2 separate regions of the Homo sapiens genome follow, and region 2 is linked to region 1. Evidence: read pairs that join two places in POLR2A ChIA-PET (ENCODE). Cell type or tissue: K562. All regions are shown on one strand. Links, peaks and the distances in the headings refer to the core of each region. The heading gives the core; the rest is flanking DNA.

Region 1 (15,630 bases), core at 4,180-12,179:
TGGCCTCCCAAAGTGCTGGGATTGCAGGCGTGAGTCACCGCACCCCGACCCCCACTTCCCATCCTTCTGTGGTTGGTTTTGTCTTCCTGTGCTTTTCAGCTGGGATTGCAGGCGTGAGCCACCGCACCCCGACCCCCACTTCCCATCCTTCTGTGGTTGGTTTTGTCTTCCTGTGCTTTTCAACTGGGATTGCAGGCGTGAGCCACCGCACCCCGACCCCCACTTCCCATCCTTCTTTGGTTGGTTTTGTCTTCCTGTGCTTTTCAGGCTCTGGGGCTGCATCACTGTGCATCTTTGCTGGCATTTTGCTGGGCAGGCCCTTCATGCTGCACCACTAGGGGGCTTCCTTCGTGCAAAATCGTGCTGGCCTCCATATGTGCGAGGACAAGGGCTCACCTGCCAGCCCCCAGACGACAGCAGCTGAGACCAGGTGGAGCAGTGTGTCTGAGAGGACAGCACCCCCACCAGAGACAGACTCCTGCACACTGGCTCTGCAGCCCTGGCCCACGGCCTCCACCTGAGGGCTGAGGTGGCTGCCCCTGCTCCGGCCATCATGTTTGCATTCCAGCCAGGAAGGGAGGGGACAAAGCTCAGGAAGTTCACATTCATCTTCTGCTCACATCCTGCCGGCCGGAACAGAGCCACAGGCCAATGTCTGGCTGCAAGGGAGGTTGAGAAACGTGGCCATTTGTGGGGCAGCCTGTGCCCAGCTGAGACGTGGGGCTCTATTATTACAGGAAAGACCCTGGGGAGGGGGAGCCTCCTGACAAGCAGGCAGCCTCCTCTCCATTTCCTCATCCTGAGGAGTGAAGGTCGTTTTTGCTCCCTTTCCTGTCATTCTGGTGGCTTCTGGGCAGAGTAGAGATAAGCCTATGTGCAGAATGGGCCGCGTTGACCTGGAAGGGCCACGTCTGTTGGCTGGTTTGCTTTCAGCATCTCCTTTTCATACCTCTGGGCTTTCTTCTCTCTCTGCCCTGACCCGTCCACCCTGGTCCTCTAATCACATGCAAGCTCCTGGCTCATGGGCTGGACTCCAGTCCCTCCTACTTCCCCCATTTGGCATCCCCTTCTCCCACAGGCCAGGCTCCCGGGTGCATGGGGGGGTGCTCCCGACGCACGCCATGCCACCGAGGACTCCTTGCCAGCGCCACGCCATGCGCGGCACTGCGCAGATGCCTTGAAGGAAACACGAGGGGCCGGGGAAGAAGCCGGGAGAATGAGACCCTCTGCTTCTAGAGGTGCAGTGTGAACTTAGATGGTTCTCTGCCTGGGACATGCCAACTGTCTCACGCACATGCGTGCCCGCCTCCATACGGCAGGCTGGTGGGCCACACAGCCACGGAGCCAGGACTCGTCTCTAACGCTGCTGCGGGGTTTGCTCAGGACCTGCTCTAAGGAAAGACACACTCTTCTGGCAAAGCCCGAGACTTCACCTGCAGGGAGGGCTGGCATGATCGTCTCACCAGGATTATACAAATAGGTTCCCTACTGAGTCTAAAGAACACAGTACTTTCTTTTTTGCTAGTGGGCCTGTGTAGGCAGCAGAAAAAGGGAGGGTCATTTGAAATGGACTGAGCCTACAGGAGGTCCAGGTACTCAGAAGGCAAATTTCAGAAAAAAGCATAATTAAGATCGTTTCCTAAACATGCGGCCATCAGGCGGCACGGAGCCTGCCATGCTGTTCTGGTCTGTCTCAGGGACCCCTCTCCCCTGGCCCACCCGCCCGGCGCTCTGTGAGAGGCAGCGGGACAGAGGAGAAGGATGGCTGGAGCTTGTGGACAGCCAACACCACCTGTCTCAACACAATTCACCTCCTCTAGGGCAGGATCAGCTGCTTCCCAGCTCATTCTTGGGAGTTTTAAAACCCCTTCCTCTGGCTCTCCCAAGCCAGGACTGAAGTGAAGGGACCCACCTCATGGGCATCCTCTGGGCTCAAGGGCTGCAGGGAGCCTGTCATGGGAAGTTAGCGGGTGTTTATGTCCCTGTCTCCTGGGCAGGGTGACATAGCACATCCCTCCCTGGATCTTGGCAGTAACTTGGAGTTGGGCACACGACAGGAGCCGGTGCTGGTGACGTGAACCCTTCATCAGGAACTTCACATGAATTTTTTTTAATCACAGAGAAACACGAGACAGGCATTAAAGCACAAGGCGAATTCTGTGGCAATTCATGTCCCCAAGAAGACAGTGCAGTATTTGGACCTTGGCTTTGCATTCAGACCTACCCAGGTTGGACTGAAAGCTCCACCATTTACAGTGTCACCGTAGGGCCAGTTGTGGCACCTCCGTGAGTCTGGGTTTTCTGACCTGTGAAATGGGTGGCACCGCCTTCCTCCTAGGTGGCACGAAAGTCAATGGAGAGACAGGTGTGGCTGGGGCAGGCATTTGAGACCAACCGCCACAGTGTCCTTCTGGGTCATTCTCTTTTGTCTCATGGCCCCACTGCTCTGCATGTAACCAGGGCGGGGGAGCACGGGAGAACAGTGGGGGACACAAGAGCCAGCTCTCAGGTTTCAGATTTCCAAGCAGACTTTAAAAAACCCGGACTTGATTTTTCTAGAGCAGCCTTCATCCCACACTGGAGTGGTCCACTCGATGCGTGCACATGGACACACTGTTACCACCACTCAGAGTCCACAGTCGACATGCAGGCTCATGTGTGGGGTGGCACAGTCTGTGGGGTTTAGACAAACGCATCATCACATGGATCCAACAATACAGCATCATGAAGAGTAGTTTTACTGCCCTAAAACCCTTTTGTGTTCTGCTGATTCACCCCTCAATATCCTACTACCCCCACCCGGGCCACCATGATCCTTTCACCATCTCCATCTGTGTACGGCCTTTTCATGCTGGCATGTCGGCTCCCCCGTGTCTTCTCATTGCTGACGGCTCATTTCCTTTCAGTGCTAAGCAACGTTCCACTATCTGGATGTTCCAGTTTATCCAGTCACCTGCTGAAGGACACCTTGGGTGCTTCCAAGTTTTGGCAATTATGAAAAAAGCTGCTATGTCTGTGTGCAGGTTTTGGTGTAGACATAAGTTTTCATCTCCTTTGGGTAAACACCAAGGAGTGTGATTACTGGATTGTATGATGAGAGTGTGATTAATTTTGTAAGAAACTGTCAAGCTGTCTTCCCAAGTGGCTGTACCATTTTCTATTCCCAACAATTAATGAGTGTTCCTGTTGCTCCACGTCCTCACCAGCATTTGGTGGTGAGTGTTTTGGATTTTTTGATGGTGAATCTCCTTAACTTGCATTTCTGATGACACACAATGTGAAGCTTCTTTTCACATGCTGATCTGCCATCCATGCATCTTCTTTGATGAGGTGTCTCTGCAGATTCTTGGCCCATTTTTTAACTGGCTTGTTTGCTCCTTTTTGTTGAGTTTTTCAGAGTTCTCGGTATATTTTAGATAACATTCCTTTATCGGGTGTATCTTTTCCAAATATTGTCTCCCAGTCTGTGGCCTGTCTTATCCTTTTGGCAGTGTCTTACATAGAACAGAAGTTTTTGATTGTAATGAAGCCCGGCTTATCAATTATTTCTGTCATGGATCTTGCTTTTGGTGTTGTATTTAAACATCATCACCATACCCAAGGTCACTTAGGTTTTCTCCTATGTTATCTTGTAAAAGTTGTACGGTAACACGTTACGTTTAGGTCTATGATCCATTTTGAATTAATTTTTGTGGAGGGTGTGAGGTCTATGTCTAGATTCTTTTTTGTTTTTGGCAGTTGTTCCAGTACCATCTGTTGAAGACTACGCTTTCTCCACTGAGTTGCTTTTGCTCCTCTGTCATATCAGTTAACTCAGTTAACTATATTTGTGTGGGTCTATTTTGGGGCTCTCTATTCTATTTGTCTATTCTTTTGACAATATCACACTGTTATTGTAGCTTTAGAGTCTTCAAGTTGGGGGGTGTCAGTCCTCTGACTTTGTTTTTCCATCAATACTGTGTTGGATATTCTAGGTCTCATCCTCTCCATATATGCTTTAGAAACAGTTTGTCAATATTCACAAAATAATTTGCTGAGATTATGATTGGGAATGCATTAAATCTAAAGTTGGGAAGAACTGACTACCAACAATATTGAGTCTTCCTATCCATGAACATGGAATATCTGTCCATTTATTCAGTTATTTCATTAAAGTTTTGTCGTTTTCCTCATATAGATTTTGTATACATTTTGTTAGATTTTTACTTAGTACCATTGTTTTGGTGCTAATTTAAATGTTATGGTTTTAATCTTAAATTCCACTAGTTAATTGCTGGTACACAGGAAGGTGACTGACTTATGTATATTAACCTTGTATCCTGTAACCTTTTCTATAATCACTTATTAGTTTCAGGAAATTTTTGTCAATTCTTTGGGATTTCCTACATAATCATGTCATCTGAGAATAAAGACAATTTTATTTCTTGTTTCCCAATCTATATACCTTTTGTTTCCTTCTCTTGTCTTCTTGAACTAGCTAAGAGTTCCAGCATGAGGCTGAAAAGCAGCAGTGAGAGGGAATATCTTTGCCTTGCTCCTGATCTTAGTGGAAAAGCTTCTAGTTTCTTGCCATTAAGAATAATGTTAGCTGTAAGTCTTTTCTGGATGTTCTTTAACAAGTTGAGGAAGTTCTCAGCTTATCCTAGTTTGCTGAGAGTTTTTATCATGATAGGTGTTATATTTTGTCAGATGCTTTTTCTGCATCTATTGATAAAACCAACTGATTTTTCTTGTTTAGCTTACTGATGTGATGAATTGCATTGGCTGATTTTTGAACGTTGAATTAGGGTGTGTGATTGCTTTTACACATTGCTGGATTTGATTTCTGAATGTTGAGAATTTTTGCGTCTACATTCATGAGCGATATTGGTCTACACTTTTCCTTTCTTGTAATATCTTTGTATGGTTTTGGTATTAGAGTAATGCTGGCCTCAGAGAATGAGCTAAAAAGTTTTCTCTCTGTTTCTGTCTTCTGGAAGAGATTATCGAGAATTGGTATAGTTTCTTCCTTAAACCTTAAATGTTTGGTAGAATTCACCAGTGAACACTTCTGGGCCTGTGATTTCTGTTTTGGAAGGTAATTAATTATTGATTGAATTCCTGTAATAGATACAAGCATATTCATTTCTTCTGTAAGTTTTGGCAGATGTTGTCTTTCAAGGGATTAATCTATTTCACTAAATTTATCAAATCTGTGGCTAGAGTTGTTCATAATACCAAATCGACTTTTGTGTCCCTAATGTGAAGTGATGGGTTAAGACACAGATGTTTTGCAGCCCTAAGAGGCAGGGTTTGGGTGTCCAAGGACAAGGTCATACTCATAAACGATGGATTTAGAAAGAATAAGAGTTTATCTAAAGGCAGATACAAACTCCTTGGGCTGAGGAGGAAAAGAGTCTCAGAAGTGGGGTCCGAGTCAGGTTGGGTGGGGTCTCCATGAAGTGGCTCCACATCCTGCCCTCATGCCTCCTCTCTCCCATCTCCGGCTCTAGGAGAGAGGGAAACAGCGGAAATGGTGGGAATGGAGCCTGCAGATGGGGTGTGGGGACAGGAAGGCCAGGGTTGCTTCCTCCCCCGTGACAGTGCTGCGTGCTCTGGGGGCAGCCCCGATGCAGCTCGCACCAGCCTGACCTGTGTTCGGGCATGGTACACTGACCTGGAAGAGGCCACCAGCCAGGGGCCTTGGGTAGCTTGAGAGGACAGGCCAGAATCCTTATGGCTGCAGGAAGGGTGGGGACACGGGTATCCAGGTTCACTGCCAGGGACAGCAGCTGTGTCCTTCTACAGCTGGATGGGCTGGCCAGGCAGCAGTTCGGGCAGCAAAGCACTTTCCTTCATTCCTGCGTCTCTCCCACAGCCCAGGATACTCCAAGTACCAGGAGGTGGGCATCAGCGTATGCTGAGTGAATAAACAGCACTGGCGGTGGCTGAGAGGATGGTTAACATTCCAAATATATAGGAGCCACTTCCGTGAGCAGTTCTGCTTAGGAGGCTCCTGGTCAGGAGGCCTTGGATCCCCATGAATATCGGCCTCCCTACATAGACACCGAGCGTGTCAGCCATGGTCCGGTGGCCTCAGCCAGACCCCTCTCTGCAGTGACGCCCCTCATGGCCCAGCCCTGGGCCCACAGCCTGGATCAGCTGGGTGCAAAACCTCAAGCAAGGACCCCACAGACATGTGGAGAGGACTGGTTCCCAGTCCCTGTCAGCAGGCTGCCACTCCTGCCATCAGATTCCCAGTGCTGAGATGCCAAGGCCCGCCATGTGGCCTGGCACATTTGAGGGCTCAGCCCCTCGGCTGAAATGTTTTCCTTCTCATGTGACCAACTGTAATTCTGGGAATTTCTACACCTCATAAGACACATTCCACACAGTCCCACGGTTTTAGAGAGCGCATGCTCTGAAGAGGCACAGTGAGTTCTCTTTATTTTTAATAAAACAATGTTTTAGGCTGTGCACAGTGGCCCAGCAATTTGGGAGGCCAAGGCAGGTGGATCACTTGAGGCCAGGAGTTCGAGACAAGGCTGGCCAACATGGCAAAACCCTATCTCTATTAAAAATACAAAAATTAGCCGGGCATGGTGGTGTACACTTGTCCCAGCTACTCGGGAGGCTGAGGCAGGAGAATCGCTTGAACCTGGGAGGTGGAGGCTGCAGGGAGCCGAGATTGTGCCACCGCACTCCAGCCTGGGTGACAGAACAAGACTCTGTCTCAAAAAAACAAAAACAAAACAAAACAAAAAACACCCCACACTTTTTTAAACAGAACCAAGAAATCCTTACAATTTCCAGATCCTCGGCAGCCTTCCTCATCTCCTCCAGTGGGGCCTGGCCATGGAATCTTCTTTGCTCACGCATTTGGAGGACGTGCTGTTTTATCTTCTCTTCTAAATTTCTCTCCTGCAGGGCACTGAGAAACAAAGGGCAAAGAGGGAAATGACTTGACACATTTACTCTCATCCTAGCAACTCCCGCCATAACCAGGGAGAAAGCATGTGCCTTTCTTCCCAGACCAAACAGCGGTCCTGAGGCTCCCGCACAGCTGTGCCAGTTACTGTGGCGCTGCCCTGGGCCTCCCCGGCACCCACTCTCCTCCAGACTCACGCCGGGGGGCCTGGGCTGCCTCTCCCATCCCTTCTTCAGTAGTTCAGAAGCTGCCAGAACACACACTATTCTTATTTAAAAACCTCAAATTGATTTAAGATATGACACATTTAGGACACTGCACACTGCACCACATGAAGGGAAAAGCAGGTTTCTGTTCCCACATGGAATACACGGTTTTCCTAAATCCTTAAACAGACAAACAGAAAAGTGTATTCAATTATGATTTTAAACATATTTTCTGTTAGCACTGGGGCTCAGGGGTTTGGGGTTCCTTTAATTTTAAAGACAATGACTCAGGGTGGTAGAAAGAGCTGGGGATCTGCTGCAGGTGAGCTGTGGGGTGGCGGGGTCCACTCCAGTCTGCGTGAGTGTGGGGCCCCAGGGTGTGGGCGTGGAGGTAGATGTAAGGGTGGGTGTAAGTGTGGGTGGGTGTGAGTGTGGGCGTGGAGGTAGATGTAAGCATGAGTGTAAGTGTGGGCGTGGAGGTAGATGTAAGTGTGGACGCGGACTGCATGAGTGTGGGGCCCCACGGTGTGGACGTGGGTGTAAGCGTGGGTGTGCAGGTAGATGTAAGTGTGGGTGGGTGTTAAGTGTGGGCGTGGAGGTAGATGTAAGCGTGGACGCGGACTGCCTGAGTGTGGGGCCCCAGGGTGTGGACGTGGGTGTAAGTGTGGGTGTGGAGGTAGATTTAAGTGTGGGTGTAAGTGCGAGTGTGGAGGTAGATGTAAGGGTGGGTGTAAGTGTGGGTGGGTGTAAGTGTGGGTGGGTGTGAGTGTGGGTGTGGAGGTAGATGTAAGCGTGGGTGTAAGCGCGGGTGTGGAGGTAGATGTAAGGGTGGGTGTAAGTGTGGGTGGGTGTAAGCGCGGGTGTGGAGGTAGATTAAGTGTGGGTGTGGTCATGGGTGTGGTGTGGGTGTTGGTGCGGGCGTGGGTGCATGCGCCACTGTGAATACAATGGCACACAGTCTCACTCAGCCTCTCCGAAGACCCTCTTACTCCCAGCAGCAGGGTTTGTGCCGGTTTTGCTTGCTTTTCAGAGTAACTATGGAAAAGAAAGCATGATGTCCTCTGGAGTTCTACAGAACAGAGCCCTCAGGTCAGGGCATGCCCTGTGTCAGCGCCTCAGACTCCAGCTTTTACTGTGCCCAGGGTGATGGGGGGTTAGCGGGCCACTGTGGTCTGCTGTGGGCTTTTTAAAGGCCAAATATGGCAGGTAAACTCCCTGGAGGATGTAAGAGAACATTCAAATGTTTGAGACGAAATGGTTTTAGTCTAAGCCATTTTCACGAGGTTGGGGAGTTAATACAACCTAGTTGGCCTTCGAGATTTTCCCTAAACACTGTCAGCCTCCAGGAGGAACAAATTCTGCAGGAACAGAACATGCCCTTTGTCACCCACATCTCATCCCACCTCACCCTTCCTCCAGGTTTCTTACATCGCAGCCGGGATCCAGGGTACGTTAAACTGAGTGGGGAGCCCCCTGGCAGACGTACGCTGAGCAGCAGGGCCGGGGCCAGGCCCTGGGCCTTCCAAGCTCAGGCCCCACGGTCTCTTCTGCTCTGGCCTCTGAGTGCAGTGAGGCGCTTTCAGTGAGAGCCACAGCGAGCCTGGTGCAGGCCAGGAAAGCACGGGGGCACCGGAGAGCAGTGCTCATGCCCTGGGGTCTCCAGTGGTCTCCCTGAGGCCAGCCTTGGCTTCCCAGGACGCCTGGGAGGTGCGAGGGAGGGGCCCAGCTGAAGAGTCGGCATGGGAAATGCCTGGACAAGAAGGTGTGTCCACACTGAGGCTCCGTGTCAGCCTGGTCCTTATACACGGCTCAGAGGAGGTGGAGGCGACTAGGGAGCCCAGTGATCATCCCCAGGGTGCAGCCACTAACCCAGCTATAGAAGCTGTGAACGCAGAAAATCAAAGGAATGCTGCTGCGAGGTGAGAGGGGTGAACCCCGGACCCCCGAGCAGCTGTGAGGTGAGAGGGTTCATGAACCCCTGACCCCCGAGCTGCTGTGAGGTAAGAGGGGTGAACCCCGGACCCCCGAGCAGCTGTGAGGTGAGAGGGTTCATGAACCCTGGCCCCCCGAGCTGGTGTGAGGTGAGAAGGGTGAGCCCTGGACCCCCGAGCTGGTGTGAGGTGAGAAGGGTGAGCCCTGGACCACCGAGCTGGTGTGAGGTGAGAAGGGTGAACCCCATACTCCTGAGCTGCTGTGAGGTGAGAAGGGTGAACCCCAGACCCCCGAGCTGCTGTGAGGTGAGAAGGGTGAGCCCTGGACCCCCGAGCTGGTGTGAGGTGAGAAGGGTGAACCCCATACTCCTGAGCTGCTGCGAGGTGAGAGGGGTGAACCCCGGACCCCCGAGCAGCTGTGAGGTGAGAGGGTTCATGAACCCGACCCCCGAGCTGCTGTGAGGTAAGAGGGGTGAACCCCGGACCCCCAAGCAGCTGTGAGGTGAGAGGGTTCATGAACCCTGGCCCCCCGAGCTGGTGTGAGGTGAGAAGGGTGAGCCCTGGACCCCCGAGCTGCTGTGAGGTGAGAGGGTTCATGAACCCTGGCCCCCCGAGCTGGTGTGAGGTGAGAAGGGTGAGCCCTGGACCCCCGAGCTGCTGTGAGGTGAGAAGGGTGAACCCCCGGGAACCCTGAACAGCTGCTGTCACTCTCCAGTGAAGCCCCTCCCCTCCCCTCAAGGCCCAGCCAGGGACCCACCCAGGGACCAGCCTCCAGCTTCCGTCCTTGCCTTGCGCCCCGACTCTGCTCTGTCCACCAGGCACTGTGGAGCGTGTCCTGCCCCGTGAACTCGCCGGGCCACCCAGTGCTCCTCAGCCCCATTTGCTCCATCCATCCCTACTCCCCAGTGCCAAGTGCATGCCTCTGAGCCCCTACCCTTCCCCTCACGTTGGTCCCAGGTTAGCACCAGGCTTCCCAAATATCCCTCCCTGCTCTCCTGAACTCCAGGATCCTCTGTGGCTCACCAGCTATCCCTGATGGGCCTGTGGCTGCCTGCCTTTCCCGGGGATGACAACCTGCCCAGCAGCCTGGCCGCCCCCTGGCCAGGGACTCAAAATCAAAACGTCTCAAGTGCTTCCTGACACAGCTTCTCGGTTCTGGCTGTTTCCTCCACCCCATGGTGGCTACTTTGCCTGAGTCCCCTTCACCTGGGTCAACGCCTGGCCTCGCTGCCTCACCCAACACCCCATGAGGGGAAGGGCTGAGCGGCCCTGAGGGTCAGGTCTAAGGAAGCTGGGGTGGGAAGAAATGGGATCAGAACTCAGCATGAGAAGACCTGGGGAGGCAGCGGCGGTGAGGTGGGGAGGGCACGGCAGGGCAGGGCAGGGACTGCAGCGGGTGGATCTCGGATCGCGTCTCCCCTTGGCGCCCACAGCAGCACCCACTACAGAGGGCTCGGGAGCACTCTGTATCCTGGTGACCTACAGGAGCCATGGCTGGGTGACAGCAGTTCCCTGAGGGCAAGGACCCCATCTTCCAGGGTTACCTGGCTCTCCCTGGAGCCCACCACAGCCTGGAGCCCGCCACAGCCTGGGGCCCGCCACAGCCTGGAGTTTCAGGGCTCCTCAGTGCATGCTCATGAAATAAACAACAGCACCTGCCCGTGGGTGGCTGGCTGAGCCCTGGAAGGACTGAGTGCCAGTTGCAGTTACCAACCTCATTTCTTTACTTGCTTGTGGCGATTTCTCTTTGCTTGGTTTCATTTTTCCAGGCGGATTCAGTGGTACTTTCCTGTTATCTATCAGATCTGTGGCAGAGGGAATCTTTGATGCCACCTAGGAAAATGCAACAAGATGATTTCTGGAATCCCAGTAGATGATGTTTTTCCACAAAGCTAACCTGCAAGGTGTGTTAGACTAGCTCCTCGTCCACGAAGAGGTGGGTCCGAGGCCGCCCCGGGTAGACGGTCCCTGTGCAACGCAGTCATCCCCCCAGGTCTTGGCTAGCTCTCGCGCCCTACTGGGATCTGTTTGGACATCTTTCTGGGGCCTCCCTGACAGCCCAGGCTGGGGTAGGAGGTAAAGATGCAGAGTGAGGGGACCCTGGGGTAGCTCGGAAGGCTGCCCTGCATGCCCTTATGCCCCCCACGCCAGGTTTGCTGCAGTGGCTGGCTTCCTACAGGCGTCCTTAGATGGCCCCTCTCCACAGGGGCCCCAGATCTGTTTCTCCAGCTTCAGTGCCAGAACCAGGGAGACCTGGGAGGACCCAACACTCGCTGTGATGTGCAACCTAGGCAGGAGGAGGCTAGCACCCCAACGGCGGCGTGACCAGTGCTGCTCGCTGCTGCCTCCAGTGGACACATGTGAGAGCCACGCTGACCCCTCCGGACCTCAGGGAGCTTTGGGCCTGTGCGGGTGCCTGCAGTGTGTTCCCGGGGACTGTCAGAAACCAACGGATGACAAAAACAGGTAGGAGGGAACCCTGGCAACAGAGTGGGAGAGAAGAACTTCCAACCAGGGGCTACTGCAATGTGGAGACTCGTAGGGTCCATTTAGCATTTACTGAGATGACGTTTGGAATGGTTGTATCTGCCATTCTCTCCTCCAAATGTATTTCCAGGCCGGGGCCTTTGTCTAGCCCTTAGTTTAATCCTAGTACATGCCTGACACTTAGAAAGTGTTCGGCAACCAGAAAGGGCGGAAAGATGGGAGGCAGGGAGGACCAGGGACCACCCACCAACCTTTTCCTATCCCTCCCACCCCACCATAAAGCAAGGCACAGGCTGCAGACACAGCAGAGGAAACTCTTGGCTGACTGAGAGCTGGGACACTTTCAGGTGATCAGGATTCTCCCAAAGGTTCTTCCAACAGAAAGAAAAGAACAAATGCTAAATCCTGGCCGGGCGCAGTGGCTCACACCTGTAATCCCAGCACTTTGGGAGGCCGGGGCGGGTGGACTGCTTGAGGTCAGGAGTTCAAAACCAGCCTGGCCAACATGGCGAAACCTGTCTCTACTAAAAACACAAAAAATTAGCCAGGTGTGGTGGCGCATGCCTGTAGTTCTAGCTACTCAGGAGGCTGAGGCAGGAAAATCGCTTGAACCTGGGAGGCAGAGGTTGCAGTGAGCCAAGATTGTGCCACTGCACTTCAGCCTGTCTCGTAAATAAATAAATAAATAAATGCTAAATCCAGTGGGTGTTTTTTTCTTTTAAAATCAGACACTTAATTTTATTTTAAAAGACATTAAAAGTATGTATTTGGAGGGAAGCCCACCCATCCACATTTTACTCCCACTCTAAAATATAGAGAAGGAAGACTTTTTCGAACATCCAGCTCTTGAGTGAGCAAGCAAAGAACCAAATATAAACACGAACACACCGGCGAAGTCTACAACAGGCTGCCGCTTTGGTGGCGTGGAATGGGCTTTGCGCCAGGGTTTGTACGTCAAGTGTCAAACATGCCACTGACGTGAAGCCCAAAATATGGGCTCAAGTCATGGCTGGTTTCAGAGTGACATGAAGAGAAGTGCAGTGCATTTTACAAAGCAGGTGACAGACCCAGGCTTCACCCAGCCACAGGCTTTAGCTCTGCAGCCCTTTCAGCAGCCGCAGCCTCAAGGCTCCCACCCCATCGAATGTACTTGGGGTGTGACCACACAGTGACGGATCAGCAGAAGCACATGCAGGGCTGGGGGCACACTCCAGGACCAGGCTGCAAAGCCAGCGGCCATGATTCCCCAGGCCCGCCCAGCCCAGCCCAGCCCGTGGGTGCCACTGTCCAGTGGGATCCACCCAGCAGTGGCCACCCAAGGCCGTGGCGCCCTCTCGTGTCCTCCTGCCCAGCTGCAGGGAGCTGGGAGCTTGCCCTCCCCGGGCCAATGCGTGGAACCGCTTCCCTGTTATGGACATGGAAACTGGAGTTGTATTTATTTATGCTTGTCTCTCCAACAATACTGAAATACACAGATACACTTCTGTGTAACTAAATGCCTATATGATTGCTTTTATTTCTATAAAATGGACTCCTAAATGTGTTCAAAGGACACGCTCTTAACTTGGAAGGATGCCTTCCGAGCAGCTGGTGGCAGCAGCCTCCATGCTCTATCCCACGCTCCACCACCTCAGCACCTCCCCACGCTGCTCCACCACCTCGGCTCCTTCCCACGCTCCACCACCTCGGCTCCTCCCCACACTGCTCCATCACCTCGGCTCCTCCCCACGCTGCTCCACCACCTCGGCTCCTCCCCACACTGCTCCATCACCTCGGCTCCTCCCCACGCTGCTCCACCACCTCGGCTCCTTCCCACGCTCCACCACCTCGGCTCCTCCCCACACTCCACCACCTTGGCTCCTCCCCACACTGCTCTACCACCTCGGCTCCTCCCCACACTGCTCCACCACCTCGGCTCCTCCCCACACTGCTCCACCACCTCGGCTCCTCCCTACGCTGCTCCACCAGCTCGGCTCCTTCCCACGCTCCACCACCTCGGCTCCTCCCCACACTCCACCACCTCGGCTCCTCCCCACACTGCTCCATCACCTCGGCTCCTCCCCACGCTGCTCCACCACCTTGGCTCCTCCCCACACTGCTCTACCACCTCGGCTCCTCCCCACACTGCTCCACCACCTCGGCTCCTCCCCACACTGCTCCACCACCTCGGCTCCTCCCCACGCTCCACCACCTCGGCTCCTCCCTACGCTGCTCCACCACCTCGGCTCCTCCCCACACTGCTCCACCACCTCGGCTCCTCCCCACACTGCTCCACCACCTCGGCTCCTCCCCACGCTGCTCCACCACCTCGGCTCCTCCCCACGCTGCTCCATCACCTCGGCTCCTCCCCACGCTGCTCCATCACCTCGGCTCCTCCCCACGCTGCTCCACCACCTCGGCTCCTCCCCACGCTGCTCCATCACCTCGGCTCCTCCCCACGCTGCTCCACCACCTCGGCTCCTCCCCACGCTGCTCCATCACCTCGGCTCCTCCCCACGCTCCACCACCTCGGCTCCTTCCTGCCGACCACACAGGCGCCTCACGTCCACCCTACGTGTCCCTCACAGGCTGAGCATCTTTTCATGTATTTACGGTGGCTTGGATTTCCTCTTCTGTGGACTGCCTGCCATACTTTTTGCCCATTTCTTCTACTGGATTCTCAGATTTTTAAAATCAATTAGTAGCCATTCTTTGTATATTAGATATGAACATTTAGGCACAAAGATTTTCCCTTGGACTCTGACTACAGCACTCTGGGCCATACAAAGTATCTCACCAGTGCCTGGGCCAGCGCAGGCCCAGAGGGTGGCACAGGGAAGCAGCAGGCCTCTCCATGCGTTCAGCTGCCTCACCCAGGGCCTGTGGGGTGCGCAGAACAGCAGCCAGCTACCACGGAGCCCTGCCTGCTGCCACAGCCGAGGGTCTGCCTCTGCACTAGGTGCGCGCTCCCGTGGGCAGGGCCTGTGCCTGGTCCCCTCCCTGCTCAGAGCAGGCCATCAATACTCGCTGACTGAACTGCTCTATCTCATGATAGATGAGTTTCTAGAAAACCTATGTTTTTCTTTTTTAAGAAACTGCGTACACTCTCACTGTGATGGTCTCACAGGACTCAGAAGCACAACTGTGGCAGCATCGACCCCTCCTCTGCGCCCCCCTCCCCAGAGCCACAGCCCTCCCCGCAAAGTCACTGGGTTGCTGTACGTTCTTCCAGACCAATGAGAGTTTTTGTGCACTGTCCTACAACTTGTGCTGCTTTAACTTACAGTGATTTCTTCAAGACACTTGCAAGCCAGTGGATATGATCACTGACTCACCCTTCTGTCGGCCACAGAGGCAGCTCATGGTCTGGATGTGACAATTTAGCCATCTCCATCTGTTGACATTTAAAGTTTCCCATATTTTTGCTATAATTCAGCTCTGAAAGCATTCTTAGCAATGTCCAATTGTGCAAGTATTTTTATTCCTGGAAGTGGCAAAATATGTATTTTTAAACTTTCCCACATATTGGGGAAATTAGGAAAAAGGTGACAGCAAAGATGGCGACTGAGTGTCCTGTGGGGCCTGGGACCTGAGAAGGGTGAGATGCAGTCCTGGTTTATCCAACGCATTGGACACTGTGAATTCCTAACTCTGAGCCTTGTTTTGAGGTTATGTAAGATGTCACCATCAGGGAAGCTGGGCCGGGGGGAGACGGAAACACTATTTTTGCAACTTTCCTGTAAGTCAAAAACTAGTTCAATACAAAGTTAGACAAAGGAAACACTCCTGAACTGTCCAAGCAGTCCACGCCTGCAGGCCCACGTGGCCACGCTCTCTGCTGTAGGGTGAAGCCCTTGGGGGCCTTACCCCAGCTAAGGGGGCTGCAGAGGCAATCCGTGGCCTTTCAAAGTAACACACAGGGAGCATCTCTTAGAAGAAAGCACCAAAGAAACATCTATGACCAAATTCAACAGCACATTTGCCTGACTATGCTCACAGGACAGAGAAGCAAGCCAGGCGCATTCTGGAGGGAGGAGCCACCGGCTCCCACCACCCTGTGCCCACGGCCCATGCCCGCAGCTCTGTGCCCACTGCCCTGTGCCCGGCTGGACTAAGACCC
Region 2 (15,630 bases), core at 2,438-10,437, 440 kb before region 1:
AACCCACACTCATCCCTGCAAATGCAGAGCAGGGCACAGACACGGATGCCGCCGTGATGTGGCCAGTGTGGGGCCCACACGATGCCCTGCTGGGGAATCGGGGAAGGGCAGAGCCAGGCTGGCTGTCCCGCTGCTGCTGCTCAGCGATGACCTGCAAGTTCTGGTCCCTGCAATGGAGGCATGAGCCCAGTGACTGTCACTGTTCAAAAGGGGCAGAGGCTGCTGCTTCCTGCAAGGCCGCAGCCACACTCTAGACGGGCGCCCCCCCAGCAGAGCAGCTCGCCTGGCCAAGGGGTAGAGGGGGATGGTGGGCTTCGGATCGGGGGTCCAGTCCTGGTGCCGTCACCCGGCTGCGCGGGCCTGGACACCTCGGTGCGGGAGGGGTGCGGGTGGTGGGGGCGCCCTGGAGGCCTGGCGAATGGCAGTGTGTTCCCCAGAGCGCCCTCAGTTGGAGCAGCTGCCACTTCCCGCCCCTGTGCCCTGGTCCTCACCGGGCTGGACGTCCTGCGGGGCCTCGGGGTTCATAGCTCCCGCCCCTTTCTCCACAGACGAGGCTTCTCAGACCTTGAAGGACAAGCTGCTGCTGCTCCAAAGCTCCGAGCTCCTTCCCACCACGCTCAACTTGGTCCTGTATGGGCTGCCGCACCAAGCCATCGGGTAGTGCAGGCCTGGACCTGCCTCCCATCAGCTGCTGGGGCCCCAGCACTTGCCTCTGCCCTTGGCTCTGCCCCTCTGCCAACCCATCCCCACCTCCCGGCTCCCATCCCCAGCTCCCAGCTCGCTCTCCCCTTCCTGGGCCTCTCCCCAGCCCTTGGTGCAGCCTCAGCCAGGGACCCTCCCCCAGCGACTTCCCGCAAGGCAGCCGCCTGGACCTCGAGCTCTGCCTGCCTGTGTGCGCCATGGGGTCTGCGTCGGGGCTGGAGCTGCGTCTCTTCCCGGGGCCAGGACAAGGGCGGCCTCCCCTTGGCGGCGCTGGTGCTGAGTTGCTTAGACCAGAAGACTATTCAGACCGTGAGCCTGTTTTTGATTTGAGTGTTCCACTAAACAAACAACAAAAGCCAGTCTCTGTGAGTGGTTTCCGTGACTCGAGGCTCTGGGTGGGGGGCTCCTGGCCCGCAAGAAATGCGCCCCCTGAACCCAGCAGCTTTCCAGAGTGGGGATGGGGGTGGGGCTCACACTGGCACAGGCCACGTACCCTGCACACGTGCAGGGCCCCTCAGAAGGAACCTTCCAGAATAAGGAGAATCATGGGTGGTGGAGTCTGTGCCGGCAAGCACCACGTGGAGCTTCTCGTGAAGTGATGCTTTTCTTCCTTGAACACTCCTGGTGGGCTGCTGCATCCAGCGGCTCCTTGGGGAAGAGACGTGCCTTCCAGATGGCCTTTCTGACCTTCTGGATATGTCTCTCCCAACTCGGCCGGATGAGTGGGGGCTGGGGGGGGGGTCAAAGGGCGTATTGGTCCATGGGAGGACCACGGGAGGACCATGGGGCCTGCAGAGCCTTCTGGGGACGCACCCTCCAGCCATACACACGGGCTCTGGCCAGGAACAGGGGAAGTCCCAGGACGGCCCCAAAGGGCCAGAGCGTGAGCCTCGCGTGTTCCCGCCAGCGCTCCTGCCCGCCCTCTGCGTGGGGCCGCGTGGGGCTGTTTCTTCAGCCTGGGACTCGCCATGGGAAGGCCGGAGGGCAGCCCCTCCCGCGTGGCCTACAGAAGCTCAGTGCGGGAGCCACGTGAGGTCAAGGCTGCCTGTGCAACCTCAGAATCCCCTCCGTGAGGGAGGGAAGGGTCTGCCGAAGGCGTTCCCGCCACGCTGCACCCATGGAGCCCACTCGCCCGGCTCGGCACCCACCCAACTCCTGCCGGGCACTGACGCCAGGCCGACGAGAGCCCAGACAGCTGGGTCAGGACAGGTGGCCCCAAAATTGTCCAAAATAGGTCTATGGGCCAGGCGCGGTGGCTCACGCCTGTAATCCCAGCACTTTGGGAGGCTGAGGCGGGCGGATCACAAGGTCAATAGATCAAGACCATCCTGGTCAACATGGTGATGCCCCGTCTCTACTAAAAATACAAAAATTAGCCGCACACAGTGGCACGCACCTGTCGTCCCAGCTACTCGGGAGGCTGAGACAGGAGAATCACTTGAACCCGGGAGGCGGCGGCTGCACTGAGCTGAGATGGCACCACTGCACTCCAGCCTGGGCGACAGAGCGAGACTCTGTCTCAAAAATAAAAAAAGGTCTACGTACCTAGTCCCATAGCTGGAATTTTAAAAAGAATAAAGATAACATCAAATGCTGGTGAGGACACCAGGAAACGGCCTCTCACACGTTGTGGTGCAGCCTCTTTGGAAAACAGTTGACCTGATTCTTACAAAGCCACAACCCAGCAATTGCACTTTTAGGCGTTTAGCCCAGAGGGCGGGAAATGCACCTTCACACAAACGCACACACGAGTGTTTACAGCAACCCTGTGTCCGTCCACAAGCAAATGGTCAAACTCCGCTCTGTCCACTTGGGGTTAATGCTGCCAAGCAACAGAAGCAGAGAACGGTGGCTCCGGCCCGGACAGACCTCCAGGAGTTGGGCTGAGGACAAAGCCAGCATCAGAAGCTTCACACACCGCAGGGTGCGGCTTGCAGAGCATCTCAAGGCGGCAGAGCTCCAGCACTGCACAGTTAGCGTGCCTGGCACGGGGGCCCGCTGCTGACACACCAGTTGTGTGTCTCGACGGTGGCTGCAACGCCAATCCCTACCTGAGAAAGGAACCACGGCACCCGCAGTTCACCGAGAGCTTGAACCAGTCTCATTTCCCAGCTTTGCCATTGGCTGCAGCTGTGCGGTCACCGCTGGGGAAGGCCGGGGAGCGGACCCGCTGCGCCGTGTACTGTTTTTGCAACTTCCTGTGAATCTATAATTAATTTGACATAAAAATTTCAAATGCACATCTTTGATAATATTGAAAGGTTATGTGTGATTCCCCTCTTTTGTTTGATTTTTCTTTTTTCAAATATATACACATGCTTATTTCAGTTTAGGAAAAAAAAAAAGCTAACTAATGACCAGGAAATAAATTCAAATCAGAGCTGCGCTGGAAATATGGGCTTCCTTCTATGGAGCCGCTGGCGCTCACCCAAACAACAAGAATAAAAGCTTCTGGAAATATTTCATCCACACAGCACCACATTTTTTACCCTACGCTGTGTCCACACATGTGAGAAATATTAAACGGTGAGTGCCGTTCCATGCATCACAGGCTTTAAAATAACTTTCTGAATTATGTCCCGGCAACATAACAAATCACATTATCAATTAGCTTCCATAACAGAAGTGGCATTCTGTAATATATTCAAGCATAAAAAAATTGCATAGGTGAAATTTATGTAACCCTAAAAACTATAAGGCAAGAGCAGATGCCTTGGAATTTATTGGAGATAATGGGGGACAGAGGGTGGTCTCGCGGTGCTTGGCCCTCAGCCTGCAAGTCCCGAGCGCAGAAACCATGCAGGTCGGTGGGGGACGGGACTTCCAGGAGACGCTCCCCCGGCCAGCGGGTCCCCAGCCCGGGCCTCTCGGATGTCAGAGGGCCCCTGGGACCAGGGGAGGCAGGGACGCTCCTGCACTGCTGTCCCCGCTTGGGTAGTGACAGGGTCAGCCCAAGCCCCAGGCCACACACTCAGCAGCCCCGTCTTCTCCCCAGAAAGCAGCTGGAAACCTGGCCTGGGCCTTCGGGGGAGCATGAGGTGAGGCTTGCTGTGCCCCGGCTGGGGGCTGCCCCCCAGCTTCCTGACTGCGTGCTGGGGGAGGTGACTTCCCTCCAGCCCCGGCGCTTCCCTCCCACGAGGCCTCGTCCTGCTCGGGTCCCAGGTGGTGGAGGGGCACCCCCAACAAGCTGTCCAATCTGGTGCCCTCAGTTCTTCCACCATCTAAAAATGTCCATTTATTAGTTTACAGATTGAAAATTTTTACACATTTAGAATGAGGGTTTTTCACCCAAAGCCACACCAGACAGCAATGTTTAGGGATCCTTTCTGGCTCCCATCAGCCTCCGTTCCTGCATGGCGAAGCTCGTGCTGTGTCTCCAGTAACTTTCCCAGCTTCCCCATTTGGAGGTGGTCACGTCCAAGTCCCGTTTAAAGCTCCCCTTACCCTGCGACAGGCACCTGGCAAGGACCCTCTAAAGAGTGTGAGTTCCCGGCAGCCCGGGCTCTGGAACGCAGCCTCAGCCCCTCACTGCACCGGTGGAGGTGGCCTCTCTGGACAGGGTGGGGCGACAGGGCCCCATCAGGTCTGGGCCACAGCAGAGTGGGCTGGGGGGGCCTGGGCACAGCCAATGCCCCCCGTCCCATACTCACTGGGGTCACACACATGTGGCCTGGAAGGTAGGTCCCCAAAGTTCCCACCCAAAAGGCTGTGGGAAGGTCAAAGGGCGTGGCCAGCACCCTGCAGTCGTCCCTCTTGTAATCCCCAGGTGCACCTCGCAGCCCCTGTAGGCCCCTACCCCGCCCCCGCCTCTCCCTTCTTTGGCAGCTCAGCCCCTCCCCTGCAGCCTGAGGGCCCGGCCTGGGTACCCTCGGGATGTCCCTTGAGCCACGCCCTGGCCGTCCTCTCTGGAAACACAGGGGCTCTGGGCCGCCACTCACAGGCACAGCCAAGAGGCCTTTCAGACGGATTTGGATGAAGGAATTAGGCGGGTTAATAAAACTAAAATGTTCACAGACGCTTGTATATAAATTTCTAGTAAGTTGCCTCATCCAACACTGGTCTCTCTAATAGTTTAATTTCTGTGTTAAATAATTAAAACTCTATCTCCAATTGCTGTGAACAATTGTTTTCCTTAATGATCTTCCCAGAGGAGCCAGTAATTTTATATCTTGTAAAAATGATTAAATGGCATCATTATCCCATATCTCTGAAATATAACTCAGCAACTTCAGGAGAGGCCATTCGTATTCAATTAATGCCCCCTTGCGCGAGACGTGGGTGTCACCTCACGCCAGCCTCACCCGGCTGTCCTCGTTTTATGATGACAATGATGAAGATGGAAACAACCAGTTTAATTATCCCATTTCCAACACAGAAATCAATTTCCAATACGTCTTCACCCGTAAGAAAAAAAGGCAGCCGTGGTTCCTGGGAAGGGCAAGTGGAGCGAGAGCCCTGTGAGGGGACAGGGCCGAGGGGACAGGGCCGAGGGGACAGGGCCGTGGGGACAGGGCCGAGGGGACAGGGACGTGGGGACAGGGACGTGGGGACAGGGCCGAGGGGACAGGGCCGTGGGGACAGGGCCGAGGGGACAGGGACGTGGGGACAGGGCCGAGGGGATGGGGCCGAGGGGACGGGGCCATGGGGACGGGGCCGAGGGGACCCGGCCAAGGGGGTGGACCTGAGGCCCTGGGGCCGCTCAGTTGCCCATCCCCCTCCCGGCTCCTTTCCCAAGCACAGGGCTGGGCCCTGGGAGCTCCCTGCCCCTCCTTGCTGAGCTCAGGGCTCTGCACCCTCCGAGGGGCCTGGATCCCCCACCTCTGTCCTGTTCCCAGGGGTTACCCTCCCCTGCCCCTCTCCCACACCTCCCTCTGGCCCCACAGTCTCTCCAGCTGGGCTCCAAGGGGCTGGGACGTGGGTTCCTGGGATGACCCCGCATGCTGGGCCGACACGCTGACCCCCATCGGCCCGTCCTGCTGTCCTGGAGTGGCTTTAGCATGGCGCGGAGCAGCTCCCGCTGTTAGGGTGACTCGAGGGACACGCCTGGCTACTCATCACCGTGCTAGTGGCCAAGATAATCTAATTGTTTGACATTTTTATCACAATTCATTGGGACCGGAGCGAGATGGCTAGATTGACACCCCGTGCAGTCGGCTAATGGCCACACAATTATGAAGAGCTCTTAAATGTTCTTATTACGGATTTTAATTCTTTGTGACAAGAGGCAAGAGATGCGTTAAGATAATGGGGACGCAGCTGAGCTCCGCCTGCTGCAGACCTGCCTGTCTTTCTGGCCCTGCCCTGAGTCCAGCCTGGCTAGGGTTGGGGTGCTGGAGGGACTTGGGGTGCTCAACAGCCTGGGCAGAGACCAGGGGGGGTCCCTATAACCCCTGACCCCAGGAGACCTCGTCTTTGGAAGGAGGCTCTTGAGGCCTAGAACCAACCCCTGTGGAGCTGCAGCTGGAGCCCCCGCGGAGCCTGCACCCCACAACCCTCAGGACAGAAGGCTGGACTCAGGGCTGTCCTGGGGGCCTTTCAAGGGGCTTGAGAAGGGTTTTTTCTGGGAATCCCAGCCCCAGAATGTCTTGCCACCTTTGAGGAGCTTGGAGACCTCGGCCCCTAAATACCGGCTGACCCACGACGGGGTGAGGCAGCTCCTAAATACCCACGATGGGGTGAGGCAGCTCCTAAATACCGGCTGACCTACAATGGGGTGAGGCAGCCCCCCCCCCCACCAATATCAGGCCCTAGGAGAGGAAGAGCCCCGGGGCTTGAGACCACAGGACTCACTCAGAAGGGAGGGCAGCGGTCCCATCACAAGTAGCTTTGCTCTTTGGGCTGTAGGGGTCGCTCCCCTCCCTTCTCCGCATCGCTGAGCCCCAGCCCTGCAGGGACAGGGCCTGAGACTTCCCAGAACCCTGTGCCTCTCTCCCTGGGCCCCGTTCTTGCTGACTGAAGAAATGGGAGGGAGTCAGAGAACCAGGGTCCCTTAGTAACAGACCCCCAATTCCTGGCCGGGTGTGCGGCCAGCCTCCCAGTGTCCCTTAGAAATCTCACACCTGTAATCCCAGCACTTTGGGAGGCCGAGGTGGGCAGATCACGAGGTCAAGAGATCGAGACCATCCTGGCCAACATGGTGAAACCTGGCCTCTACTAAAAATACAAAAATCAGCTGGGCATGGTGGCATGCACATGTAGTCCCAGCTACTGCAGAAGCTGAGGCAGGAGACTCGCTGGAACCTGGGAGGTGGAGGTTGCAGTGAGCCTAGATCTTGCCACTGCATTCCAGCCTGGCAACAGAGGGAGACTCCGTCTCAAAAAAAAAAAAAAAAAGGAAAAGAAATAGACCCCCCATTCCTGGCCAGGTGCACAGCCAGCCTCCCTTGCAACACGTGTGGCCATTTGACTAAGTTCTGGTTCAAGACACCTCCATAAAAGGAAAGGCTTGCTCTTTTTCCTTCCTGTCTGCAGGATGGGATGGAATTTGATGGCTGGAGCTTGGCAGCCATAATGTGCTATGAGGTGAAATCTACATGTTGAGGATGGCACAGCCACAGTTGCGAGGAGCCTGGGTCCTCAGTGCTCTTGGGGTCAGAAGCTTCCTGTCCTGACTAGCTCGCCTTGGACTCCATAAACATGAGCGAGCAACAGCATTGCCCCTGGTTTAGTTCTCACCAGAGAACCTGATCCCGTGGACGCGGTGGGACCATAGGACCATATGGACCACGCATGGGGGCAGGGGTCCCAGAGTCGTGTTTCCCCCTCCAAGGCAGAGTCCTTGAGAGCAGGTCTGCATGGGCTTCGAGGGTGGGGCCTGGGCCTGCTGCCCCAGGCTGCTATGGTCCCATAATCACTTCCAGGGTTGACAGGTGTGGTTCCCAAGGCTGCTCTGTCCTGCTCATCGAGGAATTCCAACCCAGGCAAGAGGCCAGGCGGTGGGGAGAGGAACGAGGAGGACTGTGGACAGAGGACCAGCCCACGTGAGCAAGGCTGCAGAGGGGATGGCCCAGCAAGAGGAAACACGGGTTCTGTTCTGGTTACACAGCTTCCCTGGGGAGGCTGAAGGGCCCAGCCATAGCAGAGCCATGAATGTGGAAAGAAGAACCCGGCAGGGGTGTCTGCATCCCCATGGTGGAGAGACGTCCCCACCCCCATCTCAGATGTCCCCGCCCCCACCTCGGAGAGCCCCAGCCACCTGCCACGTGGGGCCTGCACAGCTACCCCAAGTCCAGGGTCTCTGATGTCCGAATGAGAGGTGACAGCGTGCTGGCAGTCCTCACAGCCCTCGCTCGCTCTCGGCGCCTGCTCTGCCTGGGCTCCCACTTTGGCGGCACTGGAGGAGCCCTTCAGCCCACCGCTGCACTGTGGGAGCCCCTTTCTGGGCTGGCCAAGGCCAGAGCCGACTCCCTCAGCTTGTAGGGAGGTGTGGAGGGAGAGGCGCCAGCGGGAACCGGGGCTGCGCGTGGCGCTTGCGGGCCAGCTGGATTTCCGGGTGGGCGTGGGCTTGGCGGGCCCCGCACTCCGAGCAGCCGGCCGGCCCTGTGCAATGAGGGGCTTAGCACCCGGGCCAGCAGCTGCGGAGGGTGTACTGGGTCCCCCAGCAGTGCCCACCCACCGGCGCTGCACTCGATTTCTCGCTGGGCCTTAGCTGCCTTCCCGAGGGGCAGGGCTCGGAACCTGCAGCCCGCCATGCCTGAGCCTCCCACCCGCTCCGTGGGCTCCTGTGCGGCCGGAGCCTCCCCGACGAGCTCCGCCCCCTGCTCCAGGGCGCCCAGTCCCATCGACCACCCAAGGGCTGAGGAGTGCGGGCGCACAGCGCGGGACTGGCAGGCAGCTCCACCTGCAGCCCCAGTGCGGGATCCACCGTGTGAAGCCAGCTGGGCTCCTGAGTCTGGTGGGGACGTGGAGAACCTTTATGTCTAGCTCAGGGATTGTAAATACACCAATTGGCACTCTGTATCTAGCTAGGTTTATAAACACACCAATCAACACCCTGTGTCTAGCTCAGGGTTGTGAGTGCACCAATGGACACTCTGTATCTAGCTACTCTGGTGGGGCCTTGGAGAACATTTGTGTCCACACTCTGTATCTAGCTAATCTGGTGGGGACGTGCAGAACCTTTGTGTCTAGCTCAGGGATTGTAAACACACCAATCAGTGCCCTGTCAAAACAGACCATTAGGCTCTACCAATCAGCAGGACGTGGGTGGGGCCAGATAAGAGAATAAAAGCAAGCTGCCCGAGCCAGCAGTGGCAACCCACTCGGGTCCCCTTCCACACTGTGGAAGCTTTGTTCTTTCGCTCTTTGCAATAAATCTTGCTACTGCTCACTCTCTGGATCCACACTGCCTTTATGAGCTGTAACACTCACCGCGAAGATCTGCAGCTTCACTCCTGAGCCAGCGAGACCACGAACCCACCGGGAGGAAGAAACTCCGAACACATCTGAACATCAGAAGGGACAAACTCCGGACACGCCGCCTTAAGAGCTGTAACACTCACCGCGAGGGTCCGCGGCTTCATTCTTGAAGTCAGTGAGACCAAGAACCCACCAATTCCAGACACGAAGTACAACCTCAGCCTGGCTGGCCCTGTGCTGGGGGCCCCAAGGCCAGAGGCTGGGGGAAAGCTGGGGCCCCACCCAGGCCCTGCAGCCGGTCCCGAGTCACTTGCCCCTCAATGCCCCAGGAAGGCCAGGTGCCGCGGGGGTGTGTGACATTGCAAGGCCAGGCTCTGTGTCCCGAGCCTGTGGCCCACCCAGGTGGAAGACGGGCACCTCCAAACAGGGCTCTGGGGAGTGTGTGCCTCTCAATCAGTCAGCACCTCACTGCACACCCCACAGGCTGGCCAGGGCTGGGCAGTCCAGGGAGAGGGGCCCCTCCAGTTTCCAGCCAACTCCCCCAGATGGCCCTTGAGCCACCCAGAGGAGTCCCCTCTGCCACCGTGACTGTGAGTTTCCTGAGGCCTCCCCAGCCACACAGAACCGTGAGTCAGTTAAGCCTCTTTTCTTTATACATTACCCAGTCTTGGGCAGTTTTTTATAGCAGCATAAAAACACACTAATACACCAGGCTCAGGCGAGGTGTCCCAGGCTCAGGTGAGGTTTCCCTGGCTCAGGCGCGGTGTCCCGGGCTCAGGCGCGGTGTCCCGGGCACAGGCGCGGTGTCCCGGGCTCAGGTGAGGTTTCCCTGGCTCAGGCGCGGTGTCCCGGGCTCAGGCGCGGTGTCCCGGGCTCAGGCGAGGTGTCCCGGGCACAGGCGCGGTGTCCCGGGCTCAGGCGCGGTGTCCCGGGCTCAGGCGAGGTGTCCCGGGCACAGGCGCGGTGTCCCGGGCTCAGGCGCGGTGTCCCGGGCTCAGGCGAGGTGTCCCGGGCACAGGCGCGGTGTCCCGGGCTCAGGCGCGGTGTCCCGGGCTCAGGCGAGGTGTCCCGGGCTCAGGCGCGGTGTCCCTGGCTCAGGCGCGGTGTCCCGGGCTCAGGTGCGGTGTCCCGGGCACAGGTGCGGTGTCCTGGGCTCAGGTGCGGGCCTACACTGGGCACCACCTTCCCTTCTCTCCTCTCCTATGAGCACCAAGCCACATCACTTGGGCTGGAATCCCAGCGCCGGCCTTGGCCAAAGGGGTTTACTGGGTCTGGGCACCCCCTGCCCGCCTGTGCTGTGGGACAGTGCGTCCAGGTGGCCGTGTGGCCTGAGGGTCTGGCAAGGAAGCTGTGGAGCCGCTTCCCCACTGGCGTCTGTGTTGGGGTTGCCTCTTCCAAGGAGGCCCCACAGCCCGGCACTCCCCACACCCCACACAGGCCCTGTCCCAGAGCCTCACCACGGGGTGTGCTCGAGGGCCATGGCAGTAACGGGTCTACAGCTCCCCTGAACAGCCAGAAGCCTCCCCTTCTCCCGCCACAGAGGACGGCAACTTCTTCCCAGGCCCCTTCTCCTACCTCACTGAGCAAAACCCCGGAGCAACCAGGGCCCAACACGAAACGGCCCTGGTCCTTCCAAGCCGGGTCCTGCAATGAACTCCACAGCCACACACGCCCCACTCAGCCCATCCCCACACGCTTGAACTCCACAGCCCCACACGCCCTACTCCGCCCATCCCCATACGGCTTGTGAGCCACTGTGACCCCAGGCTTCCTCCTAGATGTACCCACCCTGGAATCCCATACATCAGGGCAGCACGTGTGAGGCCTCGGGCCACGAGACTGCGGCCTGATTTCAGTCCCCACCTCATCCAGCTGCCTCGGCCCACCTCAGGGCCACACCGTCCAGCCCAGCTGCCTCGGCCCACCTCTGGGGCACCTCGTCCAGCCTCGGCCCACCTCAGGATCACACCGTCCAGCCCAGCCGCCTCGGCCCACCTCCGGGTCACACCGTCCAGCCCAGCCGCCTCGGCCCACCTCAGGATCACACCGTCCAGCCCAGCCGCCTCGGCCCACCTCTGGGGCACCTCGTCCAGCCTCGGCCCACCTCCGGGTCACACCGTCCAGCCCAGCCGCCTCGGCCCACCTCAGGATCACACCGTCCAGCCCAGCCGCCTCGGCCCACCTGCGGGTCACACCGCGAAACACGTCTCCTAACGGGACTGTTGTGTCACGTCACAGCGGTGGAGAACGCTGGGGGAGGCAGGAAGGGCCGTGGAAGAAAAAATAATCCAAGGCCAGGCAGACCCGAACCGCACGCCGGAGAGACACGGGGAGAGGAGACGCGGAGCCATGTTAAACCAGAATTATTCAACCAGTGCAATGTGTCCAAAGAGTCGTCTTGATTAAAAATACTACATGAGCTTTTTTCTTAACAATGACATACAGGTATCGAAACTCTCAAGTTTGTTTAAAAGTCCGTTTTTCCTTCTTATCTTATAACCTAGTGACCAAGTAAGAAAAAAAAAAAAAACCCAGAGCCAGCAACAAACCTACGGTACAAGGAGTATTTTTTAAATTTTTAAACTTTTCTTACTTTACCTGAATATAAAAAATCATTAATATCATTTCTAAAAGCCAAATGGAAAAAAAACCTCACACCAAATAAATGTTAACAGAGTTTATTTATCATGTTTCACTCTCCCCAAAGGTAAAGTTATATTAACGAGCTTGATGAAAGAAATATTTCCTATTCATAAAACACACCGTTTTAGCAGCTTCGCGAGACCCCCGAATTCGAGGCGGACGGCGCAGTCCTGCGGGAATGCTGACCGTGGCAGTAGCAGTGACATGCGGTGAAGCATCGGGGAGTCCTCTGTGGAAGGATCATTATGAAAAACCTGCGCAATCTTAGGCTTCCCTCGAATTTAGCAGGATAGGGTTTTGTCTCTCGTGATGATGACAATCTCCTGTCTTTCCCAATTCCTCACGAGGCACCGGTTTGGAAGCACCCCATTGTTTGAAGGAATGGCTGCCCCGGCACCCAGAGACCGAGGCGGCATCAGGCTCTGACCTCCGCACACGCTCCAGCGCCTCCCTGGGTGTAGCGGCTCCCACCTTGGCGCGGGCACAAAGAGGGTAAACAGGCAAACAGCAAAAAGGCAGTTCTGCACCCCCATCCGCTGCCACCCGCAGGAACCTGATTCCTGTCATCTGCCACTGCGGAAATCACGAAGCAGAGCCTCCAGTTCCTGCGCTGCTGGCCCGGTGTGGACACTGAGCCGTGCCAGTGAGAACGGGCGCAGGGGCGTTGGGAGGCTGAGGGCCCGGGACCAGGCCAGGCACATCCAGGTTCATGCTTGACGGCTCCCAGGGAAGGACCCAGGCAAGCTCCCTGCGGAGCCCCAGGAATTAACTGTCACCACGGCTCAGACTCTGGCGGGTGGAAAGAACAGAAAGGTTTACCTGCAGAGTGCGAGGGAGCAGCCTTGAGAAGGGCCGGCCCGCCCAACAAAGCACAGCGGACGCCAACGGGAGAAAAACCACCTGCCGTGCTGCCAAGGCTGCGTCTCTTCATTTAGCTAGAGACGCTGCCGCCGCACCAGGTGGCTCAGAAGTTACCTCAAATCTCCAGGCATCCCCCGAGCAAACCTCAGGAGTGAAATGGTCACTCGTAGGAGCCCTGGGTTTATGGAAAGGATTCCAGGTGTTCTTATTTGGGGACCAGAAGCCTGCTGGGGTGACCCGACGTCCTAGTGCGGTGTGGCCTCCACTGCCATCATGGGCAGTGTCTGGCTGTGACTTCGAACCTGGTCCGAACCTGGTCAAACCATGTGACCCCTGAGAGTGCTGGGAACAAGCTCAAAGCCCCCTGAACTCAACGTCTTCAGCATCAAGGGAAGCTTCCGGAACCCACTGTGCCTGAGGGTTGGTCCCAGGACTTCCAGGACCTCAGGCAGCACCTGCTCTGTCTGACGAGGCGAGCTGCCTGTGACACATTTCCTAAATTGTGTGTTTGTTGTTTTTTATGAATAAAAATAAGACATGTTCACAGGAAAAAAACAAAACAAAACAAAACACGAAGCACAGCAGATAATACAATGAAGATGCAGGGTGAGCCTGCTCCTCCCTCCGGGGCGCCCACAGGTTTGGTGCCCAGAGGCTCCTCTGGGCTTTTCTGGTGCATGCTTACACAGTTAACGATGAAATGACACAGATCTGTTTGTTTATTTATTATTATTATTTTTTGAGACGGAGTCTCACTCTGTCATCCAGGCTGGAGTGCAATGGCACCATACCAGCTCACTGCAACCTCCGACTCCCTGGTTCAAGCAGTTCTCCTGCCTCAGCCTCCCTAGTAGCTGGGATTACAGGCATGTGCCACCATGCCTGGCTAACTTTTGTATTTTTAGTAGAGACGGGGTTTCGCCATGTTGGCCAGGCTGGTCTTGAACTCCTGACCTCAAGTGATCCACCTCCCTGGGGGACTGACCCTGGGATGTGGCCCATGCACACCTCCTCCTGTGTCCTCTCCCTGAGTGGGCACCCCCATCTCCCGGGGGAACGTGAAATCCGGGCGCCGGGAGCCCTTTGCACCTGGGAGGGCAGGTTCAGTGCTCCTGGGAGAAGCCGAGCAAGTACTGTTGTCTGGGCAGGGAGGCGCAGCGTCGCTGGGAAAAGTGGATTAATTTAGATTAATTGAATTCAACTCAGCCAGGGATGGCAGAGGCCGAGAGGGACCGGGCATCTTCCCCACCTCCCATGTCCCCGCCCCATCAGTCCCCCCTGCCCTCCCTGACCCCCTGACTGCCTCCACTGGCCCCCCACAACTCCGTCAGCTCCCACCCCTCCCTGCTGGCCCCCCACAATCCCGCCAGCCCCCACCCCTCCCCACTAGTCCTGTCTTCCTGTTGGGCTCCCGTTGACTCCAGGGCCTGAAGCATTTCCAGAAACAACCATAACTGGGAAGGCCGTGACCCCTCTAGGACGGCTGTGTGGGCAGCCTCAGGCTGTAGGTCAGGGACCTGCGACTCCAGGCAGGGGGTGCCAGACCCAACTGTGGTGGGAGAGCTGCGAGCCACCCAGCCTCAGGGCACGTGCCCAGACTAGGACCCAGGGCAGTGGCTCTCCTCCCCAGCCCTGCCCTGGAGACACTGACTCACCCGAAGCCTCAAGGCCTCAGGCCCCAGACCTGCCTCCAACTCCCAGGCCAGACAAGACCCCGTTTCCGAGGGGAGCGCCCCTCGGCTGGAAGAGGAGGCTGGGGGGCAACACTCCAATCACAGATGGTGTTTCTGTTAAGCTGACTCAGGTGGAATGGCCGGGGAGGGGCAGCTCGGCCAGGGGGCCTCACACGGCGGCTGCGTTCCCCAAAAGTCAGAGGCCATTCCCCATGCAGGGGATGCCCCAGGACAAGTGTCCCGTCCTGGATAAACGCTCTCACACGTGATGCCGGCGTGAAGGCTCTGGAGACGAGGCCCTCCCGAGCCTGGACACCCGGGGAACGGCGGGTGACTCCTTCACTCTCATCTGAAACCATCTTGTGGGGGCCCTGCCCTGGGCTCCCCAACCAGAGAGACCATTTTCTCCTCACACACTCGTGCCTGCCCGTGTGCCCCCCCACCCCCCCCCGGTGAGGCCCTGGGGTGGACTTCTGCTGCCGGGAGAAACAGCCACCTCTGCCGTCCCCCATGACTGGCAGCTTCCTCCCCTCTTTCGGGTCTTCCCAGCGACCCACACTGCGTCCTGGCGGCACCCCCGGCTCCCCCACAGCTCCTGGGCAGAGGGCACCTTCACTGGCACCGCACGGTGACCCAGCACAGGCTGGCGGCCTCCGATCACACCTGTGACCCTCGTATTGCCACTGTCCCTGCTGGCGCTGCTGCGAGCACTGCTCTTGTCTGAGCTCTGTCCGCCACTGGAACTCACCCAAGACCCGGGATAAATGGGCAAAGAAGCAACGCCCTGAGAGCTCAGAGCACCCTCGCAGGGTGGGGCTCAGACAGTCCTGAGCTGGAGCCGTCCCACGCTCGGCTTCTGTCACGCAGACACGGCTGCCGAGGCCACTGGGCACCCAGTGCCGGGGCCTCTGTGAAGACCTGGACGGGAAGGGGCCCCGAGGACCTGTGGAGGCGTCCATCACTGGGAGGCGCCATTGTCGGGAGGTGCCCATCAGCAGGGGGCGCCCATTGTGGGGAGGCACTGGCTGTGGCACCACACGACCCGTCGCCCGCCCGGGGGCCCTCACCCCCCTGGAAGCCCCCACACAGCGCCGTGGCCCAGCCTGGAGTGGCGCCAGGAGCGAGCCTCTCCGGAAGCCCCCCCTTGGCCGGTGCCGGTCCCATCTCATCCTCGGATCACAGCCAAGGCGCCGGAGCAGGCTCCTGACACAAATCTCCAAGGGCTCAGCACTCAATTAGCGCGTGCGCCACGTGGCCAGACACCCGAGAGGCCCCAGGAGAGAGCTCATTACGCCGGCTGCACATCTGGTGCCCCAGAGCCCTGGGGAATTAGCTCTGGGCGTGATTTACAGCCACGTCTCCTTGTCCTTTCCTGAAGGAGACAAGATTCTTT

The links. ChIA-PET counts read pairs that join two places held together with the same protein. Peaks named below come from ENCODE experiments on the same cell type or tissue, not always from the same donor. Only the 100,000 strongest peaks of a DNase experiment are listed, where the experiment ranks them.
Region 2: POLR2A ChIA-PET joins it to region 1 with 5 read pairs; 1 of 35 experiments calls an interaction of 5 or more read pairs at or near these places.

Annotation. Positions count from the first base shown.
Region 1 is chr10:132,356,704-132,372,333 of GRCh38, reverse strand. It overlaps LRRC27 (leucine rich repeat containing 27), which reads right to left. Exons shown (of 11, transcript NM_030626.3): 9 at 10,759-10,877; 10 at 6,784-6,910. Among named protein-coding and RNA genes, the nearest start is that of LRRC27, 32 kb to the right of the region's middle. In K562, for the core only: a CTCF peak has its summit at 11,410; DNase peaks (open chromatin) are centred at 7,883 and 11,403; H3K27me3 peaks cover 1,008 bases.
Region 2 is chr10:132,793,823-132,809,452 of GRCh38, reverse strand. CFAP46 (cilia and flagella associated protein 46) reads left to right here. Exons shown (of 58, transcript NM_001200049.3): 58 at 549-1,061. The coding sequence ends at 1,032. Among named protein-coding and RNA genes, the nearest start is that of NKX6-2, 15 kb to the right of the region's middle. RefSeq lists enhancers at 343-1,316, 3,657-4,158. In K562, for the core only: a CTCF peak has its summit at 6,566 (motif pointing right); a DNase peak (open chromatin) is centred at 6,562; H3K27me3 peaks cover 903 bases.